Regions from separate parts of the Homo sapiens genome. Here region 2 is linked to region 1. A link is an interaction called in ENCODE POLR2A ChIA-PET data of the cell type or tissue named here. Cell type or tissue: Panc1. All regions are shown on one strand. Each heading gives the region's core, and the rest is flanking DNA. Links, peaks and the distances in the headings are about the cores only. Region 1 overlaps JMJD1C (jumonji domain containing 1C). Region 2 holds the start of JMJD1C-AS1 (JMJD1C antisense RNA 1).

What was found. Peaks named below come from ENCODE experiments on the same cell type or tissue, not always from the same donor. Only the 100,000 strongest peaks of a DNase experiment are listed, where the experiment ranks them.
Region 2: POLR2A ChIA-PET joins it to region 1 with 5 read pairs; 5 of 35 experiments call an interaction of 5 or more read pairs at or near these places.

The regions. Positions count from the first base shown.
Region 1 is chr10:63,382,775-63,388,271 of GRCh38, forward strand. All of the region lies in intron 1 of JMJD1C (jumonji domain containing 1C), which reads right to left. Among named protein-coding and RNA genes, the nearest start is that of MIR1296, 12 kb to the left of the region's middle. In Panc1, for the core only: no CTCF peak of the experiment used is centred there; no DNase peak of the experiment used is centred there.
Region 2 is chr10:63,460,467-63,465,683 of GRCh38, forward strand. It overlaps JMJD1C (jumonji domain containing 1C), which reads right to left. Exons shown (of 26, transcript NM_032776.3): 1 at 5,029-5,217. The coding sequence starts at 5,196. It overlaps JMJD1C-AS1 (JMJD1C antisense RNA 1), which reads left to right and starts at 4,763. Exons shown (of 1, transcript NR_027182.1): 1 at 4,763-5,217. RefSeq lists a silencer at 4,624-4,963 and enhancers at 4,743-5,217, 5,154-5,217. In Panc1, for the core only: a CTCF peak has its summit at 5,014; a DNase peak (open chromatin) is centred at 4,943; H3K4me3 peaks cover 1,779 bases; H3K27ac peaks cover 2,316 bases.

The sequences.
Region 1 (5,497 bases), core at 270-5,269:
TGCCACCCATCTTCTGCTCCCTTACACCTGAAGAGTTTCCATTTCCACTTATTTGAATCATGGTTGCTCTTTTGGCCTAGCTCAAGTTCTTCCATGATGTTTACATCCCCCAACTTCAACTCCAACTTAGCTTTGAATTTCTACTGCAATTACTTTTTTTATAGCTTACACTGTATTAGTATATAAGCAAATACCGTCCTATATTTTTAAGTGTAATAAAAGTATCTTTAAATTATGCATGTAAACTCACTTAAGGTAGAACTGTTCTTTCATTTATTTTTAGTGCTCACTACAGTGCTGCATACATATAAAGTTTTTAATTAACATTAAAAATCTCCTGACTCTTAGACTCAATCATGGTCTTTAAAAAATAAAAGCAACCTGGTAAAAGGTTAAGTTTGATTTGGTGGTGTTTATACTGCTGCCCACTAGGAAGCTTCTTTAAAAAAAAAAAAAAAAGCTTATCTATTAGAATATCCACTAAAGATATTCATTAAAGCTTATCTATTAGAATGAGGAAAGAGAAATGCACTGGTCAAGGAGTTAACATCTGTTTCTAGTTAACTATCCATACCAAGTCAAGGAAGAAATCCAAGTCAAGGAAGAAGCCAACAAAACAGCTGGCTATTTCTAATAAAACCCATCGTTAAGGGTACCTCCTTGCCTGTAATCCCACCACTTTGGGAGACACAGGTGGGAGGATCACTTAAACTCAGGAGTTCAAGACCAGCTTAGGCAACACAGTAAGACCTTGTCTCTACAAAAAATGAAAAAAATTAGCCAGGCATGGTGGCATGTGCCTATGGTCCCAGAGACTCGGGAGGCTAAAATGGGAGGGTTGCTTCAGCCAGGGAGGTTGAGGCTGCAATGAGCCATGATCACACCACTGCACTGCAGCCTACGTGACAGAGCAAGACCCAGTCTCAAAAAATAAAAATCAAAAACAATGTACACACTTTAACTTAAAAATGTTCTTACTGCCAAAAAACGGTAACAATCATCTGAGCTTTCAGAGAGTTGTAGTATCTTTTTGCCGATAAAGTGCCTTGCCTCAACGTTTTTGGCTGCTGACTGCTCAGGGTGGTGGTAGCTCAAGGTGGGGTGTTTGTGACAATTTCTTAAAATAAGACAACAAAAGTTTGTCACATCTATTAATTCTTCCTTTCATCAAAGATTTCCCTAGGGCATGCAATATTGTTGGCCACTTTACCCACAGCTGAACCTCTTTTGAAACTGGAGTCAATCCTCTCACAAGCTAAGGTTGCATTATCACCAACGGTTAAGTAGTATTCAGTTCTATTTCAAAAAACCATGTTCTTTGCCCATCCATAAGAAACAATGCCTCATCCATTCAAGTTCAACCATGAGATTACAGCAGTTCTCTCACATCTTCAAGCTCTAGTTTTGATTACAAATCTCTTGATATATCTACCACATCTGCAATGACTTCCCCCTTGAAAGTCTTAAACACCTCAATGTTGATATTATGACCTCCTCCCATGAATCATGAATGTTCTTAATGGCATCTAGAATACTGAATCCTTTACAAAAGGTTTTCAGTTTACTTTGCTCAGATCCATCAGAGGAATCACTATCTCTGGCAGCTATAGCTTTACAAAATGTATTTCTTAAATAATAAGACTTGAAAATCAAAATTATTCCTTGATCTATGGGCTGCAGAATGAAAATTGTACTAGCAGGCATGAAAATATTAATCTCCTTGAGAGCTCTTGGGTGACCAGATGCACTGTCAATGAGAAGTAATACTTTGAAAGGAATCTTTTTCTCTGAGTAGTACATCTCAACAGTGGGCTTAAAATATTTAGAAAAACCTACTATAAACAGATGTGTTGTCATCCAGGCTTTGTTGTTCCATTTACAGAGCACCTGCAAAGTAGATTTAAAATAATTCTTAGGGGCCCTAGGATTTATGGAATGGTCAATGAGCAATGACTTCAACAAAAAGTCACCAGTTACTGTAGTCCCTAACAAGAGAGTTGGCCTGTCCATAAGGCTTCTCCATATCAGCAATAACAACGTTTCACTTTCTTATCATCCCTGTGTTTACTGGAGTAGCACTTTTAATTTCCTTCAAAAGCTGTTCCTTGGCAATAACAACTTGTCTAACTGTGTGGTGCTACAGGCCTAGCTTTGTGCTCTGTCTTGGCTTTGACATGCCTTCCTCGCTAAGCTAGCTTTCTGATTTCAAGTTAGAGATGTGTGACTATTCCTTTCACTTGAAAACATACAGGCAACTATAGGATTATTAATTGGATTAATTTCAATATTATTGTGTCTCAAGGAATAGGGAGGTCCGGAGGTTCAAGAAGAGGGAAAGAGACAGGGGAATGGCTGGTTAGTGGAGCAGTCAGAACACACATAGTGTTCTGGATTAAGTTTGCCTTCTTATACGGGTGTGGCTTCTGGTGCCCAAAACAATTACAATGCTAACATCAAAGATCACTGATGACACATCACCATAAGAGATGTAATAGTAATAATAATAAAAGTTTGAAATATCGTGATAATTGAAATGTAACAGACCCATGAAAATATTTTTCCACGTGCAGATGGAAAAATGAAACCGACAGACTTAATAGATGCAAAGTTGTCACAAATCCCATGCCTTCCCTGCCCCCGCCTTTTTTTTTTTTTTTTTTTTTTTTTTTGCTTTTTTTTAAGAGATAGGGTCTTGCTCTATCACCCAGGCTGGAGTATAGTGGTAAGATCATAGCTCCCTGTAGCCTCCAACTCCTAGGCTCAAGCAATCCTCCCACCATGGCCTCCCAAGCATCTGGGACTACAGGTGCATGTTACCATGACCCGGCTAATGTTTCTTTTTTAAATTTATTTTAGACATGGGGTCTTGCTATATTGTTCAGGCTGGTCTCAAACTCCTGGCCTCAAGCAATCCTCTCACCTCAACCTCCCGAGTAACTGGGATTACAGGTGCATGTCATTTCACCTATCATAAAACCTCAAATTTATTTAAAAACATTCAGCATCTGCTAAGTGCAATAAAGCAAACTACGATAAAAAATGTATATTTACTTATATATAGGTTTGTATAACCCAGGATACTCCAGATCCTGATTTGAACAGTATTTTAAGACAATAAAAAGTAGAAAAAAATGAAGAAGAAATATAACAAAAATGTTCAGAGCATATACGGTGAAAACTACAATACACCAAACATGGAAACTTAAGTCTTAAATAGATACACTGTGTTCACAAATGAAAAGATTCACTATTGTAAAGAATAAACTCTCTTTGGATGCAGGCTAACCCTAAAAAATGTGAAACATACACACATACACAGACACACACACACACACACCCCAAAAAGAGTAAGTTATCTCCCAAATCAACAGCCCTGAAGGAAAACACAAGGTACTAGCCGGACCCCACCCTCCCTAGCAGTGGGGTAACTAGGCATTTTCATATGCCCTAAATACAAACTTCACAGACCCCAGAATCTGTACTGTGGGCTACTGCTGCCAGGGTCAACACCCTAGCAAAGTGCACCTGCCCAGTTACCAGTTGCCTGCCTACAGCTGCTCCAACAGAAAGCAACCCACCTTCCCCAGTAGCAGGGCTGCAACATGATGGCTGGAGCCCTCACCTGACCATTCCACTGGTAGTCTGGGGATCATGCCACCCCTGTTGACCACAGCCAGTGCCTGCACAAACAATCAGGGAACCTGAGGACGGGTCTGCTCATCCAAGCTCAGCCCCCTCCAGTATGTAAGCACATTGCTCAGGGTCTGGAGATTACCTTGCTTAGTCTACCACCATTGGTACCTGAGCACTTTTTCCAGGGGCCAGGGTCCATTCAACTGACCACTATCACCAAAGCTGACACCCACCCACATGTGGGCACCTGCAGCAGGCCTGGAGACTGATTTAGTCAGCCTGTCACAACCTCTGCCAACACCAAAGTGAAATGCTTGGGTTCCAGGGGGTTGTCTTGCCACTGCTACTGACATCAACTATGCCACGCCTACCGCCCAGGGCCCAGTAACCTGCCCACTCATTCACCCCACTACTGCCATTCCTGGCACCCAAGCAAGCTGCCTGGAAGCCCAAGAATCGACCTGCACAGACCCACTAACTCTGGTGGCAGCATACGCCACACTGAAGCCCCAAAACAGACATGATCTTCTGACTAACACCAAAGGAGCCCAAAGTGGCCCATGTGGCAACCCATTCCCTAATAAAATGTCACCACAGCTTCCATTAAGAACCACCCACTAAACCACAGAAGAAATCACAGACAACACTGACCCTGTTTAATGCCTAAAAAAATCACATGGAGTCTACACCACTGCATATATCCAGAATCAAAGCAAAAGTGCCCTACCCAACCAACACCACAGATACATCTCTAGGAAAAATTCCTCCCCTATGAAAGGAAATTCAAACTATTGGAAGAAGTGACTGTCAATACCTGATGCATAGATATCAATGTAGAAATAAAAGAAACAAGAAGAAGCAAGAAAATGTGAATCCATGATAATAAATTCAAAGGAACACAGTAATTCTCCAACAACAGATTCCAATCAAAAAGAAATTTATAAAATCTTGGAATTGAAAATATTGATACTAAAGTATTCTGTTACACTGAGACACAAAGAAAATAATACAAAGAAAAGAAAAACAATTCAGGATATGAATGAAAAATTCACCAAAGAGACAGCATAAAAAAGGATGAAACAAATTCGGGACCTGATGTATTCATCGAATCAAACAAAATACATTCAAACCTTCAACAGACTAGATCAAATAGAAGAAAAAAATCTCAGAACTTGACAGACCTTTTGAAATAACCCAGTCAGAAGAAAAAAGAAAAAAAAAATTTTTTTTTTTTTTTTTTTTTTTTGAGACGGAGTCTCGCTCTGTCGCCCAGGCTACAGTGCAGTGGCGTGATCTCAGCTCACTGCCAGCTCCACCTCCTGGGTTCCTGCCATTCTCCTGCCTCAGCCTCCGGAGTAGCTGGGACTACAGGTGCCCACCACCATGCCCGGCTAATTTTTTGTATTTTTAGTAGAGACGGGGTTTCACCGTGTTAGCCAGGATGGTCTTGATCTCCTGACCTTGTGATCTGCCTGTCTCAGCCTCCCAAAGTGCTGGGATTACAGGCGTGAGCCACTGCGCCTGGCCGAAAAAAGAAAATTTAAATTTCCTTAAAGAACGAGCAAATCCTCATCACATATAGGACATCATAAAGCTACCAAATTTTCAAATTTTTTGTGTTTGAGGAGGCAACAAGAAAACTTGAAGGGCTAGAAAGTCTGTTTAACAAAATAATAGATGAAAACTTCGCAAGGCTGGCAAAAAGTTTAGATACTCAGATAAAGCACAAAGATCCCCAAAGGTATATAACTCAAAAATATCTTTTCCAGAGCACCTTATAGTAAAAATGTCACTAAGTCAAAGACAGAGAATTCTTTAAAAAGCAAGACATAACTATCTAGTCACTTATTAATGAACCCCAATC
Region 2 (5,217 bases), core at 218-5,217, 78 kb after region 1:
AATGATCACACCACTGCACTCCAGCCTGGGTAACAGAGCAAGACCCTGTCTCAAAAAAGAGTAAATAGTAATAGAAACTTGAGATGGTTAGTATGAATTAAAATATTCAAGTAACTTATGACATTCCTTTATTATTCCATAAGCATTTATGGACACCTAAGTAAATGCTAGGTACGGTACTAAATATGTGAAGATGACAGAAAATGAATTTTAGACTTAAAGACATTTCTTGTATATAATTTGAAATTGTCTAAAAATAATATATAAAATCTATAAATACAGGAAAATAGCCTGTATGCTTTCAATTACATTGAAATATCTAGTTAACATTTTTACTTTCACATGCAATAATATCCCTATACAAAGACGATAAGGTTTCACATGGTAAAATTTCTATAGTTCAATTATTCTAATGAATGAAAACATTCCCTATTTAAAATTACTGGAACTTACTGAATTCCCTATTTAAAATTATTGGAAATTATTGGAATACCCTATTTAAAATATGTGCCAGAACATATAGATGATGGGTCAAAAGATCATATAAAACAACAGCCCCTTTAATTTTACACAGAAACACAATTAACAACATTTACTGGGCGATCATCACCTTCTTTTAAAACTAGCTAGTGGTAGTAACTGCACGAGTTTATGTCCCACCATTGGGGCAATTTCGTCATTTTCCTATATTCAAGTCTTTACCAGCAATAGCAATAACAAATTCGAGTGTGAAAAATAGTTGGCATACTTACATCAGACATAGAAGTCTTTCTACCTACCAAAAAAACCAATTTTGCTATAGTAAACCTATCAAGATCGTATTGACCAATGAAGTAAAAATCATTCATTCATTCATACATTCAACATTTTGTAAACAGACCAGAAATCAGCATTTTTAATAATGATGCAAGACAATATAAATGTCAGACTGACATAAAGAAACATACAAGGAAATGTAATGCTACCAACTAAATAAGAAACTTAAATGAGAAAACTAAGCAGAAATGTGTAGACCCAAAAACAAAAAGGGGTTTTATTTATATGCGAAATCATAAATCACTTTAAATTTCCTAAACATGAATATTATTCATATTTAAGACAGAAGTTTTGCAAAATAACATCAGCTGATACACATTTCAACAGTTTAAACTCTTCATTCCCAGGATATCCCCTAAATACAAGCAAATTTATGGGTTTGGCCTTTAATACACAGTATGATTTTTTATTGTCCTTTTCTCTATTGAAAAAACCAGACATATTTTATTAAATACTTACACTTTAGACAGAACTGGCTTGAAAACAGAAATACAATCAACCTAAGCATCAAAGAAAGGTAGATAGATGGGTGTATGGATGAATGGATGGATAGATAAGCAAATAAATAAATCACTGAGATCATAAATGGAAGCGAAGTTAAACAAGAGGAGAGTAAATTGATGTCTGCTATTTAATTAATATTACAATATTATTCAAGGAGACAAATATTATGCAACAGTACTTCTCAACTGCCAGTTTTCCTTAAACTATCAATTTTCTAGAAAAATTCCTCAAAAAGTAGAACAGCAGTAATGTCAAAAATGTATCCCAAGACAAAACTCAGTAATGGGGCTAAAAAAGAAACTCAAAATGAAAAAGGTTCACAATGTGCTGTATATATTTCAACTTCTTCAACAACTTGGTCCTCCTGCATAAAAAAGGCTTAGATATTTTGTTAGCAAAGATAATTCCAATACAGATAACCCAAAAGGTTCTCACGCCATATTTTTAAAAGTTGACAAACTATTTGAAATTATCCAACATAACCTAATGAAAACTCTATTAATTAAACTTATTACTTAAAAGATTAGAAAGTAATATCACTATAACCCCTGGCTGAAAAAATAAAATTTTAATCTTACTTTATTTGTATTAAATTATATATGTTCATATTGTACAAGAAATATGTTTGCTACCACGGTGTGGTAAAAAATAATTTAATCCCAAAGATATCCATGTCCTAATCCCAGGAACCTGTAACTGTTACATTACATGGCAAAGGAGAATTAAAGTTTACAAGGAATTATGGTTGTTAATAGATGGCAAGATTATCCTGGATTATGTCAATTGGCCCAAAGTAATCAACAGGGCACTTACAAGTGTAATGGGGAAGCAGGAGAGTTAGAAGGAGATGACTAGGGAAAAACGGTCAGAGAGATACAACTTGGTTGGCTTTTAAGATGGAGGAAGGGGGCCATGAGCCAAGGAATGTGGACAGCTTCTAAAAACTAGAAAAGGAAAGAAAATGGATCTCTCCTAGAATAAACAGTCTTGCCACACTTTGATTTTAGCCCAGCAAGATCCAGGTCTTATTTGTGATCTCCAGAACTACAAAATAATAAGCGTATAACATTTAAACCACCAAGATTACGTTAATTAAACAATTATAGAAATTTAATTCACGTGGCAATTCCTCATACATAAGACCCAAAATAAGAATAACTGATTATCTTTGAGACACAATATTCCCTCAACTACTTTGAAGTTCTTATCATTATCCTTCCAAATCATGTGCCACAGGTTTGTGGCACATGTCCTGCCTGGTGTATCCAGCCAGGACTTCTAGTAGACTTAACAGGTTTTTAATTATACATATTTGTAGCTTTAAAAAAAAAATCACAAACTAGCCTATTCAACATTTTCCATATACTTTCTTTTTACATATTTATTTATTTATTTAGAGACAGGATCTCACTCTGTCGCCCAGGCTAGAGTGCAGTGGCATAATCTTGGCTCACTGCAGTCTCAACCTCACTGAGCTCAGGTGATCCTCCCACCTCAGCCGCCCCAGTAGATGGAACCACAGGCATTGTACTACTATGCCCGGCTAATTTCTGTATTTTTTGTAGGGACAGGGTTTCGCCATGTTGCCCAGGCTAGTCTCAAAACTCCTGCGCTCAAGTATCTTCCCATCTCAGTCTCCCAAAGTGTTGGGTTTACAGGCGTGAGCCACTGTGCCTAGCCTAATTTCATGTAACTTAAAATCTACTCTGCAGTAATCAAAGTCGAACAGGAATATTACATTATGTTAATGCTAAACTGTTCCAAGTTTCGTTTAAGAAATGTGAATGTAAGAAAATCTGGGAATAAATCTAAAATGGTAGATTCTAGGCTAAAAAAACTAAATTAATATTCAAATTTTCAAATAAAGACAGATTAAAAAAACTCATCAAGGGTTCACATAGGTATGGTTCAACATACATTTTTCTTTTTTTGGTAAAATTTAGATATGGTGAAACGCAAAGATAGTATCAATTCAACGAGTTTTGACAAATATATATATCTGTGTAACCAACAATCAGGATAGGAAACATTTCTATCACCTGAAGAAACTCCTATTCTTTCCAGTCAATCTCTACCATCCATAGATAATTTATTTTTTAATATCCAGCTTAATACCTTACTAACATATGCAAACTTAACTCTTTAATCACTTAAATTCCCAACTAAGAGAGCAATTAAGTTATTTATATATACAAATTTTTTTTTTCCTTTTTTACAGATGAGGGGGTCTCACCTATGTTGCCCAGGCTGGACTCTTAATAAGTCCTGGGCTCTAGCAATCCTCTTACCTCAGCCTTTTACACAAACAAAAATAGTTACTGAATTGAACTGCCATAATTTTTAGAACCACTAACATCACCAATACTTTTTAAGGAAGATTATACATTTCTATACGAAAATAACCAGCCAAAACCTTCAAAACTACCTCTATTTTCTGTTAGAAATACCTATCAGCAAAACACACCTATTTTGCGATATCGAGTCAATATTAATACATGCCGCATTAACCATATCATTGACTACAGTGAGGAAAACCCGAGTTTACAAAAACACACTCAGAAACTATTAAAATAGGTAGGTAAAAAATATTAGGTAGATACCTGTACAAATATTACAATGAATTTGGAATTGTAAGCTTTCATGCACACAAAGGGAAAAAAATTTCCTAAATTTGAAGTTTTCATTGAAAAAGTAAATGGCTCAGGGCATTACAAATAAATTTCACAGATTACGTATTCATAAATCAACCTTTGGAAGTCTAGTCCATGTCTTGTCTCTACTCCGCCCCTTACCTTCAAGCTGTCCCTCAGTGAGAATGTACTTGGAACACAACAGAGCATATTACAGCTCAATATCATGCACATACCTACGCTACTCAAAGAAAGCACTGGCAGCGTCACATGTAAGAAACCAAAAAAAAAAAAAGATAATCAATTCTGCATGGCATTTAACATTTTAATTGACAACATTTTTCGTCTTATTTAAAATCGTATAAAACCCAGAAACAGCTTGACTCCAAAGAACTATACCTTTCTAACAAGAAAAGCACATTGGGGACAGAAAGAGAGATTACCCTCCATACCAAAATTTTTCACTTTTATCCTTTACGGTTAGAAAGCCAAGCATCTATTAAGGAGAGGATGAATCCGGGCACAGCCACCACCACGGCCTCTGCCTCTAAAACACATAGGAATCCCCGGACTGTGTGGGAAGGTCTCTTTTCTTTTCTCCCTCCCCTTCAGCAACCTTACAGGATAAGTTTTAAGTCTCGAGCTACAGCACTATGAAGACTTTTCCAAGAAAAGAGATACCAGGGAAGCTGGCCGCCTGTCGCCATGAGTGGTCCGCCCCCTACCCCCACCTGCCCGCGCGGCGCCGGACTCGCGGCTCCGCCTTTCGGGGAGGTCTCCGTGGCCGCCCAGGCGCCACAGCGGGGAGCCGCGGTCGACCCCTCCGGGATGGGGGCCAGGGCAGCCTCCGCGGCTATCCCGGGAGTCCTGCTCCGACACCACCTCCACAGGGGAAGCCGCTCGGAGAGACGCAGGGACCCAGGCAAGGGATGCGGGCAAACGCGCCAAGGGTTCAGCAGAGGGGCGTGACCGCCAGTTGGCCGGGCTGAGCGAGGCGCCAGAGGGAAGCCTGCAAGGTACGTCTGCGAGAGCCGGGTGCGGGCGCGGCAGGGGAAAAGGGGGGCGCTGACTCTCTTACCGCCAGGTCCGGATTGCGGCTGTCCCTGTGTGACACGGCTCGGATGACCCCCGCTCGCCAGCTTCGCCAGCCGCGTCCGCTCTCCCAGCGCTCCGAACGTGCCTCGTCGCCGACCGCCACACACAGGAACCGCTTACCCACCAGCTCTGCCCGCGTCTCTACCGCCATAGCTGTCGCTGCCGAAGCGGC